Linked DNA regions of Homo sapiens: regions 1 and 2 are each linked to region 3. Evidence: chromatin contacts called from ENCODE Hi-C or POLR2A ChIA-PET data. All regions are on one chromosome and are shown on one strand. The core of a region is the stretch at or near the end of the contact, and the rest is flanking DNA. Distances in the headings are between cores, read along the strand shown. Region 1 holds the start of PBX4 (PBX homeobox 4). Region 2 holds the start of CILP2 (cartilage intermediate layer protein 2). Region 3 holds the start of ZNF682 (zinc finger protein 682).

Region 1 (2,749 bases), core at 171-2,670, 420 kb after region 3:
TCCCGACGCTCTCCAATCCAGCCATACCAGATGGTGTTTGAATTTCCTCCCCAGCAGCAATGGAGAGAACGTGGGCCCCACCCTGGAAGGGCTCCCAGCCAGCAGGCTGAGGACCTTTTACTGAGCCCACATCTGGAGACTGTCCTCATAGCAAATAGGCTCCAGGAGGTTCTGTGACTTTGGAGAAGAGATTCATGTCCAGGCCATTACTTTTTTTTTTTTTTTTTTTTTTTGAGACCTGGTCTCCGTCAACCAGGCTGCAGTGCAGTGGTGCAATCATGGCTCACTGCAGCCTCAAATTCCCAGGCCCAAGTGATCCTCCCACTTCAGCCTCTCAAGTCCCAAATAGCTGGGACCACAGGCGTGCACCACCACGGGGTCTCACTATGTTGCCCAAGCTGGTCTCAAACTCCCGTGCTCAAGTGATCCTCCCGCCTCTGCCGCCCAAAGTGCTAGGATTACAGGCATGAGCCACCGCCCAGTTCCTTTTCTTGTGCACTAGGAGCCTTCGATGCTGTGTCCTAAGGACTAGAAACAAAGATGTGAGGATTCGCTCTGATTTGGGGTACACTGCAGGGGAGTCTCTCAGTAAACATCCTTCCTTCATTCGGTAACCACGTGGTAGCATTTTCTATGCCCAGAACTGTAATCTGCGAAGATGAATAAACAAGCGAGGTCACTCTTCAGCTGGACCTTGAAAGGTGACTGGAATTGATTTCTGCAGTGGAGAAAAGCGCTGCGTTCTGACCTCCTCGTTGCCATCAACCACGCACGCCTGCGCCCCGCCTTAGCCAGGTGAACGGGGCGTGGAAAGCTCTAGAGGAAGAGCCAGGGGCCCCAGTGGCCCACCTGATGGGGCTGAGGATGCAGGGAGCATTAGGGGGACTGAGCAGGGGTCTGGGGCTTGGGGCTTCTGGAAATGAATGGGGGCTGTCGATCAAGCTATAAGAGGTGTGGGGTTCTGAGGAGGAGGGGGTGGCTTGGAGGAAGAGTTGGGGTGCTCTGGGGAGTGAGGGTCTCTGAGGACCGAGGGCTTTGAGGAGAAGGGGGCCCTGAGGAGGAGCAGGAACTCTGAGGAGATGCGAGTGGGGCTGAAGGAGGCGTGCACCGCGCGAGATGTGAGGGATGGGGGCCTCTGGCTGGAGCGGAGCCAGCGCTGCCCTCTCTCAAGGGGAAGGAGGGCGCTTATGAGAAGTGCCGTTGCCTCGGCAACCCCAAACCCAGTCCAAGCCCGGAGAGGGGGAAGTTCGGGGCGAGTCCCGGGGGCGGTGCGTGGCGCCGGTTGGCTGACGGAGATGAAGGGGCGTGTCTGTAGGCGGTGCAATACACGGGTTGGCTGGCGATAGCGGCGGTGGGCGTGGCTTAGGCGCGAGCGAGAGCGGGCGCGGCGCTCAGGCAGCGGCGGTTGGCTGCGGCGCCAGTGGTAGTGCTCCAGGCTCGACGGCACCCTCACAGCGCCCGCCCGGCCCTGCCGCTCATGGCCGCCCCGCCGCGCCCCGCGCCATCGCCCCCCGCCCCGCGGCGCCTCGACACGAGCGACGTCCTGCAGCAGATCATGGCCATCACCGACCAGAGCCTGGACGAGGCACAGGCCAGGTGCTGCCCGCGGGCTCGGCAGGGGCCACGCAGGGTCGTGGCAGTGAGGTTGGCGGGCTGAGGGGACGGGGCGTGGAGGCCAGACTGACGAGGGGCGCTTGAGGAGGGCTGGAGGGGGGTCCCGAGGACGAAGGGATGTATGGGGTTCAAACGGAACGGGCTGGATAGGCCTTATGGGGCCGAGCAGTGGCGTGAAGGATTTTCAGCAGCTCATCTTGGGGCGAGAAGGTTGGGTTTAGGGGTTTAGGGAGTAGGGCTGAGAAATGGGCACGTACGGGACTTTTGACGAGTGAATGACTAAATGGGTACGTTAATGGGACTCCTGCGGCTGGAAGTTTTTTTGTTGTTGTTTGACACGGTCTTGCTCTGTCGCCCAGGCTGGAGTGCAGTGGCGTGATCATGGCTCACTGCAGCATCCACCTCCCCGGCTCAGTTGATTCTCCTGCCTCAGCCTCCCGAGTAGCTGGGACCACAGGCGCACGTGCAACCACGCCCGGCTGATTTTTTTGTATATTTTGTAGAGACAGGGGTCTCGCTATAGTTGCTTAAACTCCTGGGTTCAAGCACTCATTCCGTCTCGGCCTCCCTAAGTGCTGGGATTACAGGCGCGAGCCACCGAGCCCGGCCTGTGGGTGGGAAGTTTCCAGGGCAGATGATGGAGAGTGAGTGGCTGGGAATGGGACTCAGGAATGTCTGCAGGAGACTGAAGAACTGAACTGGGGTAACTTGGTGTGGGAACCATCGAGAACTTTTGGGAAAAGGGTTAGTAGAGGAGTGGGTGGAGATGGAAGACCTATTTTCTTTTTAATGAATTCAGCAAATTTTTATTGAATCCTTACAATAACTGGATAGGGAACCGGGTGCTGACATAGTCCCTGCTCTCGAGTACATGATTTAGGGGAGGGAATGTAAATAGCAAAAAATAAGGACTGGGTGGAGTGGCTCACATCTCTAATCACAGCACTTTAGGAGGCTGAGGCAGGAGGATTGCTTGAGCTCAGGAGTTCGAGACCAACCTGGACAATGTAGTAAGACCTCGTCTCTACTAAAAATAAAATTAAAAAATTAGTTAGGTGTGATGATGCAAGCCTGTAGTCCCAGCTACTTAGGAGGCTGAGGCTGCAGTGAGCCGAATCAAGCCATTGCACTCCAG
Region 2 (2,719 bases), core at 210-2,709, 500 kb after region 3:
CCAGGCCCAGTGCAGTCGCCATTGGCTCCTCGGTGGGGGTGGCGTCTGTGGGTGAGGAGTGGGGAGAAGGAAGCACGCTGCTACTGATGGGGACCGCTGGGAGCCTCCTTTTAGGCAAGGTGCAGCCACGATCATCCCCCCCCTTTTTTTTTTTTTTTTTGAGACGGAATCTCCCTCTGTCACCCAGGCTGGAGTGCAGTGGCACGATCTCGGCTCACTGCAGCCTCTGCCTCCTGGGTTCAAGTGATTCTCACACCTCAGCCTCCTGAGTAGCTGGGATTACAGGCACGCTCCACCAGGCCTAGCTAATTTTTATATTTTTAGTAGAGACGGGGTTTCACCATGTTGGCCAGGTTGGTCTCAAACTCCTGACCTCAGGTAGTCCGCCCGCCTCGGCCTCCCAAAGTGCTGGGATTACAGGCGTGAGCCACCGTGCTTGGCCCATGATCCCCATTTTAACAGGAGGGAAAATTGAGGCTCTGAGAGGCCAGAACCCAGCTCTAGCCCCAAGGGCTGCCATACACTCTCCTCCAGCGCGCTGCCCATGACCACCACCAGGCCCCCAAAGCCAGGTACCTCTCTCTGACCTAGCCCTAACCCCCCGGCTGGGGAAGTGCAAGTACCACCCAGTTCCCCTAGGCTAGAGTCTCCCTCCCACTATGTTCAGCTGCCGCGAGATCAATCAAGTTCAGCTGGCTGTGCCTCTGCCCTCAGGCTGGGCTCCCCCTCATCCACTTGGCCTGCTGGAAGCCCCTCCCTTAGTCTGTCTTCCATCCCTGTACTACAGTCCGAGCTGCCGGGAAGTCCTTGGAATCTAGACTGGCTTCTCCAAGATAGGAGCTGTCCAAGATACTCCCAGCAGAGTGATGAGGTCAGACAAGCCCCTTCCTTCTGGGTGCCTCAGTCTCCTCACTTGAGAAGTGGGCCCGTCCCCCGCCCCATTGAGTGTTCCAGGGATGGGCATTTCTTTCTCCAGCGGTTGGAGTGAGTGCGTGTGTGGGAGTTAGGTGGGAGGGGCCAGTTCCGACCCCTTCGGTCCAGGGTGGGAGACCTGGCCGGTGATTCAGAGTCCAAACCCCGGGAGGAACCCTAGGTTCTTATCCACACTCCCGGCTTAGCCAAGGAAGAGAATGGATGAGGCCCGCTCCGCGCCCCAGGTGGTCGCGGGGATCCGACTGGTGAAGGGGACCCAGTCCCCGGGGAAGCGCGTGGGTCCCTGGGTTCTCTCCCCGAGTGCGGCTTCACCCAAGGCCGGCTGCCAGGCCCTCGGGAGCCTCAGGGGCTGGGCGCGGGGGCTGGAGGCGCCTCACCTCGGGCCCCCGCCAGGTGCGCAGCGACGACACAGAGACAGAGCAGTGGCAGCAGCGACGCCATGGCCGGGGCAGAGCGTCCGAGGGAGGGTCCGGGCTCCGCGGCGTGCTCGGGTCCAACTCCGGCGGGTCTGGCGGCCGCTGGGACTGAGAGTGGGGGCGGGATGCGACCGCAGATCCCGCCCTGGCCACGCCCCATTCAGGCCACGCCCCCTGGCCCTGGGTGACGGCGCTCGAGCAACCCCTCTGGGTCGCCCCCCTTGGTGCGTCTGGCTGTGCCTCCGTCCTCAGGCTGTCCTGGGTTCCCCGTGGCCTGCTGGAACTCCCTCCCCGAGCCCACTCAGTCCTCCAAGCTGCATCCCAAGCTGCCTGAGGGAAGTGTCACTTGGAATCCAGCCTCAAGCTGCTCGGACCCGCTTTAGGTGGCTGGAAGTCCTGTCTCGCGTCTCACTTCGATCCTATAGGCTTTAGGCCACCCCAAACAGTCTGGGAGTCCCACCCTGAATCTACCCTCCATTCTTCTGGCTCGAGTTTTCTTTCTTCTTTTTCTTTTAATTTGTAGAGTCGGGATCTTGCTATGTTGCCCAGGCTGGTCCCAAACTCCTGGCCTTAAGCGATCCTCCAGCCTCAGCCTCCCAAAGTGCTGAGATTACAGGCAGGAGCCACCGCCCCCAGCCCTAGCTGAAGTTTTCTAGGCCAGCGGGAAGTCCCACTCCACCGCCCTTCTCATGCTCCCCGCCTTGGATCACCCAGGGACCGTGTGAAGTCCCTCTTCGAGTGTGCCCACCCCCGCAGCGGGCCCGGTGCACAAAGGAGGCGGAGGCGAGGCGGCGGTGGTGGGAGGGCTGTTTATTGGCGAGGGTCCCTGCGGTGTGGCCGCGGGTGGCGGTCACAGTGCCGCGACGCAGTCGGTGCCCGTGTATCCCGGCAGGCGCAGAGCGAACTTGCGGCGCACGTCATCGGGCACGAACCTGCCGGCCACGAAGTGGTGGCGCCCGGAGAAGCGGCCAGCGCAGCGCTTGGGCGCCGCGAGAGACACCAGCACGTCAGGCCGCAGCCCGTCCTCCGAATCGCTGCCGGTCTCTGCGTCCCAGCCTGAGGGAGGAGGGTCCGGGGGGATTGGGAACTGGGAGGGTGGCCTGCCCTCAGCCTAGAGTCCATCCTGTCCCTGCCTCCTCTCCTCTCCCCTCCAACACTGAGCCTCTGCCCTCAGACCAGAGTCCTGCTGCCCCACCCCCACTTCCCCTCCCCCATCAGACCCAGCCTTTTCTCTCTGGCACATGGGTCCTGGTGAGACTTGTCGCCCCCTAGAACTCTGCCTCCGCCCTCAGACAAGTCTCTCCCAGTCCTTGGAGGTGTTTCCCTCCCAATCAGACCAGAGCTTCTGCACTCAGACTTTCTGCTTCTGC
Region 3 (2,700 bases), core at 192-2,691:
TGGGTACTTGGCTACACACTGTAATCACCCTGAGAGCTTTAAACCATATTGTTGCCCAGATCCAACTCCAAGGATTCTAATTTAATTGGTCTGTTGCAACTTGGGCTTCAGGGATTTTAAGTTTACATCCTGCCCCGCCCCTCCAGTCATTCTCCACACCCCCCGCCGCCACCACCACCCTCCCCACGAAGTCTCACTCTGCAATGGCGCGATCTCGACTCACTGCAACCTCCGCCTCCCACGTTCAAGCCATTCTCCTGCCTCAGCCTCCCGAGTAGCTGGGATTACAGGCGTGTGCCACCATGCCCGGCTAATTTTTGTATTTTTAGTAGAGATGGGGGTTTCACCATGTTGGCCAGGCTGGTCTCGAACTCCTGACCTCAGGTGATACGCCCGTCTCGGCCTCCCAAAATGCTGAGATTATAGGCGTGAACCACCGCTCCCAACCCCGCAGGTGATTTTTATTTGCCAGGGGTAAGAAGCACTGGATCTGATGAAGAATGCATTAGCTGTGAGTGATTTTCATGTATGCTGCCGGGATTTGCCCCATGGCAACTCTGGAGACTGGGGTTTTAGAAAACATCCTTGCCCTGTTAAAAATTAGAAGATGACTTCAAGACATACTCAGCTGCTTGGCTAAATTGCAGAAAGAGAAAATGCCTTCTTCAGAGATCTTTTTTTTTTTAAACTTGGTTTCACTCTGTCACCCCGGCTGTAGTGCAATGGTGTGATCGTGGCTCACTGCAGTCTTGGTCTCCCAGGGTCAAGTGATCCTCCCGCCTCAGCCTTCTGAGTAGCTAGGACTGCAGGCGTGCACCACCAGACTTGGCTAAATTTTTAATTATTTTTTGTAGAGATGGGATCATCGCTATGTTGCCCGGGCTGGTCTTAAAACTCCTGGCCTCAAGTGATGCTCCCGCCTCAGCCTCCCTAGTTGCTAGAACTACAGGCACAGGCTACCACGCCTGGTTTCTTTTTTAAAATGTGGCTACTAGAAAATGTAAAATTCATATGTGCTTCACAGTTTATTTCTTAGAGAATTGCCTCCCTTGCGACATCTTAGGCTGCCTGCTCAAAAGACTGGAGGCTAGGAAAATGATGAAATCTGAGATTTTAAAATAATTGTCATTATATTGTTTCCATTTGTGAATAACATATGTATACTATTCACAAATAAAGATAACTTTATATACAAAGTTAAATGCAAATGTTCCCCAGGAAGGGCCAGTTTCCAATTCAGGAAGGAAGCGCGCCAGAAAAGGGTTCAGGAAAAACCTGTAACTCTTGCCTTATTCAACACATTCTCAGATCACGCCTCCTGTCACTCATGACCTGAGGGGGCGGGGCATGGAACTGTATCCAATCATGGGCGCTAGAGTGGGAACTGTCCAATCAGGTGCGCAGCCAAGGTAGAGGGGGCGGTGTCCTGGAGCTGGCGGGGCCTTTGTCTCGCTCCAGCCAGAGCTCAGGGTCCATCTTCATTGCTTAGTATCCTCTGCTCTAGTAGTTCCCGGTGACTGTCGCAGCCTCTGTTGCCCTCTGACTTGCAGATGCTGTGAGATCCAGAGCTAAGACTCCACGACATCCCGGAAGCCGAAAAATGGTGAGTGTGCCAGGCCGCGCATCCCGAGGTGGGGGCAGGGCTGGTTGAAACCGGCCGGAACCGGCAGTGACGGGACTGGGGCCTCCCAGCTGTCAGCTCCGGAGTCTGCGGACTGGAGTCCCCGGCAGGCACAGCTCGGCCGTCGATCACCTCCGGGCACAGGATGCGAGGTGGGCCAGCAGCCGGGACCCTGGGCGGGCATCCCGTTCCGTTCTCCCGCTTCCCGCCCGGAGCCCACCCTGGGAAGAGCCGCGCGCGTTCTTGCGTCTGCCCCGACTGCGGGGACAATGGAAGCGTCCTCAGGGCAGAGTCCAGACCCCGTGTGTGGTTTGTGCGTGGGAAGTGCTGTGATCCCGGGGGTCCTCAGTCTTTTCCTTCTCCTGTTTAAAAACTATGGGAGTCACCTTTAAAATGTTGAAAACTTATTGAAGTTAACAGTGATTTATGCTCAGAGAGCACCCAGCCACGGTTTGTGGTTGGGGGTCCAGCCGAAGAGCTTGAAGGAAAGTTTTTTATAAAGTGCAGGATGAAGCAAACCGAATTCAGTAACTGACTCGTTCCAGTTATGTAGTCATCTTATTTAGACTATTCAGGTTGTCATTGCCTGGTTATGTAATCAGAAGTTAATTGAAGGTTTGTGGTTGCTTAAATCTGAAAAATCTGAATTTTGTTTCCCCCTAAGGTAGCAATTTACAAGAAATGTATTTGCCTTTGATTTTTTTTTTTTTTAATGTAGGAACTCAGGGTACTAGAGCCACCTCAGTCTAACTGCCTGCTATTTATTTAACACTCCACAGAAGTGGTTTTCTCTTGGATTTTCCAAATGTGTGACAAACAGAATCTCAAAGCTACCACTCTGTTGCCCCAGCCTAACTCTGACTTGCAGTTGAATTTTAAATTTTCAGTTCTTTCCTGACATTCTTCAACACCAACTTCCCCTCTCTAATTCACAACATTATCAACTATTAGTCCTTTTTTGTACATTTCAGACACAGTATTTTGATTGATCATTATTTCAAAGAGCAGCGGATGGCACTTTTTAGAAAAAGAATTGTTTTTCATTTGCAAACATTTTACAGGAGATGAAAGCAGAGAAT

Evidence for each region. Hi-C counts contacts between places; a loop is a spot of excess contacts on that map. ChIA-PET counts read pairs that join two places held with the same protein, here RNA polymerase II (POLR2A). Pooled maps may share reads with other maps.
Region 1: a loop to region 3 is called in a pooled map, with 7 times the contacts of the local background. The contact joins the promoter of PBX4 here to the promoter of ZNF682 in region 3. A Hi-C loop is called at or near these places in 5 of 50 pooled maps. POLR2A ChIA-PET finds 5 or more read pairs at or near these places in 2 of 52 experiments (H1 and activated B cell).
Region 2: a loop to region 3 is called in a pooled map, with 2.5 times the contacts of the local background. The contact joins the promoter of CILP2 here to the promoter of ZNF682 in region 3. A Hi-C loop is called at or near these places in 1 of 168 maps with a recorded cell type or tissue (CD8-positive, alpha-beta T cell), 1 of 37 single-sample maps with no recorded cell type and 5 of 50 pooled maps. POLR2A ChIA-PET finds 5 or more read pairs at or near these places in 1 of 52 experiments (BJ).

Annotation. Positions count from the first base shown.
Region 1 is chr19:19,617,358-19,620,106 of GRCh38, reverse strand. It overlaps PBX4 (PBX homeobox 4), which reads left to right and starts at 1,420. Exons shown (of 8, transcript NM_025245.3): 1 at 1,420-1,596. The coding sequence starts at 1,478. RefSeq lists a silencer at 1,429-1,638.
Region 2 is chr19:19,537,005-19,539,723 of GRCh38, reverse strand. It overlaps CILP2 (cartilage intermediate layer protein 2), which reads right to left and starts at 1,459. Exons shown (of 8, transcript NM_153221.2): 1 at 1,311-1,459; 2 at 1-45. The coding sequence starts at 1,374. YJEFN3 (YjeF N-terminal domain containing 3) reads right to left here. Exons shown (of 7, transcript NM_198537.4): 7 at 2,143-2,405. The coding sequence ends at 2,200. RefSeq lists an enhancer at 1-121 and a silencer at 1,214-1,583.
Region 3 is chr19:20,038,246-20,040,945 of GRCh38, reverse strand. It overlaps ZNF682 (zinc finger protein 682), which reads left to right and starts at 1,441. Exons shown (of 4, transcript NM_033196.3): 1 at 1,441-1,603. The coding sequence starts at 1,601. RefSeq lists an enhancer at 1,095-1,671.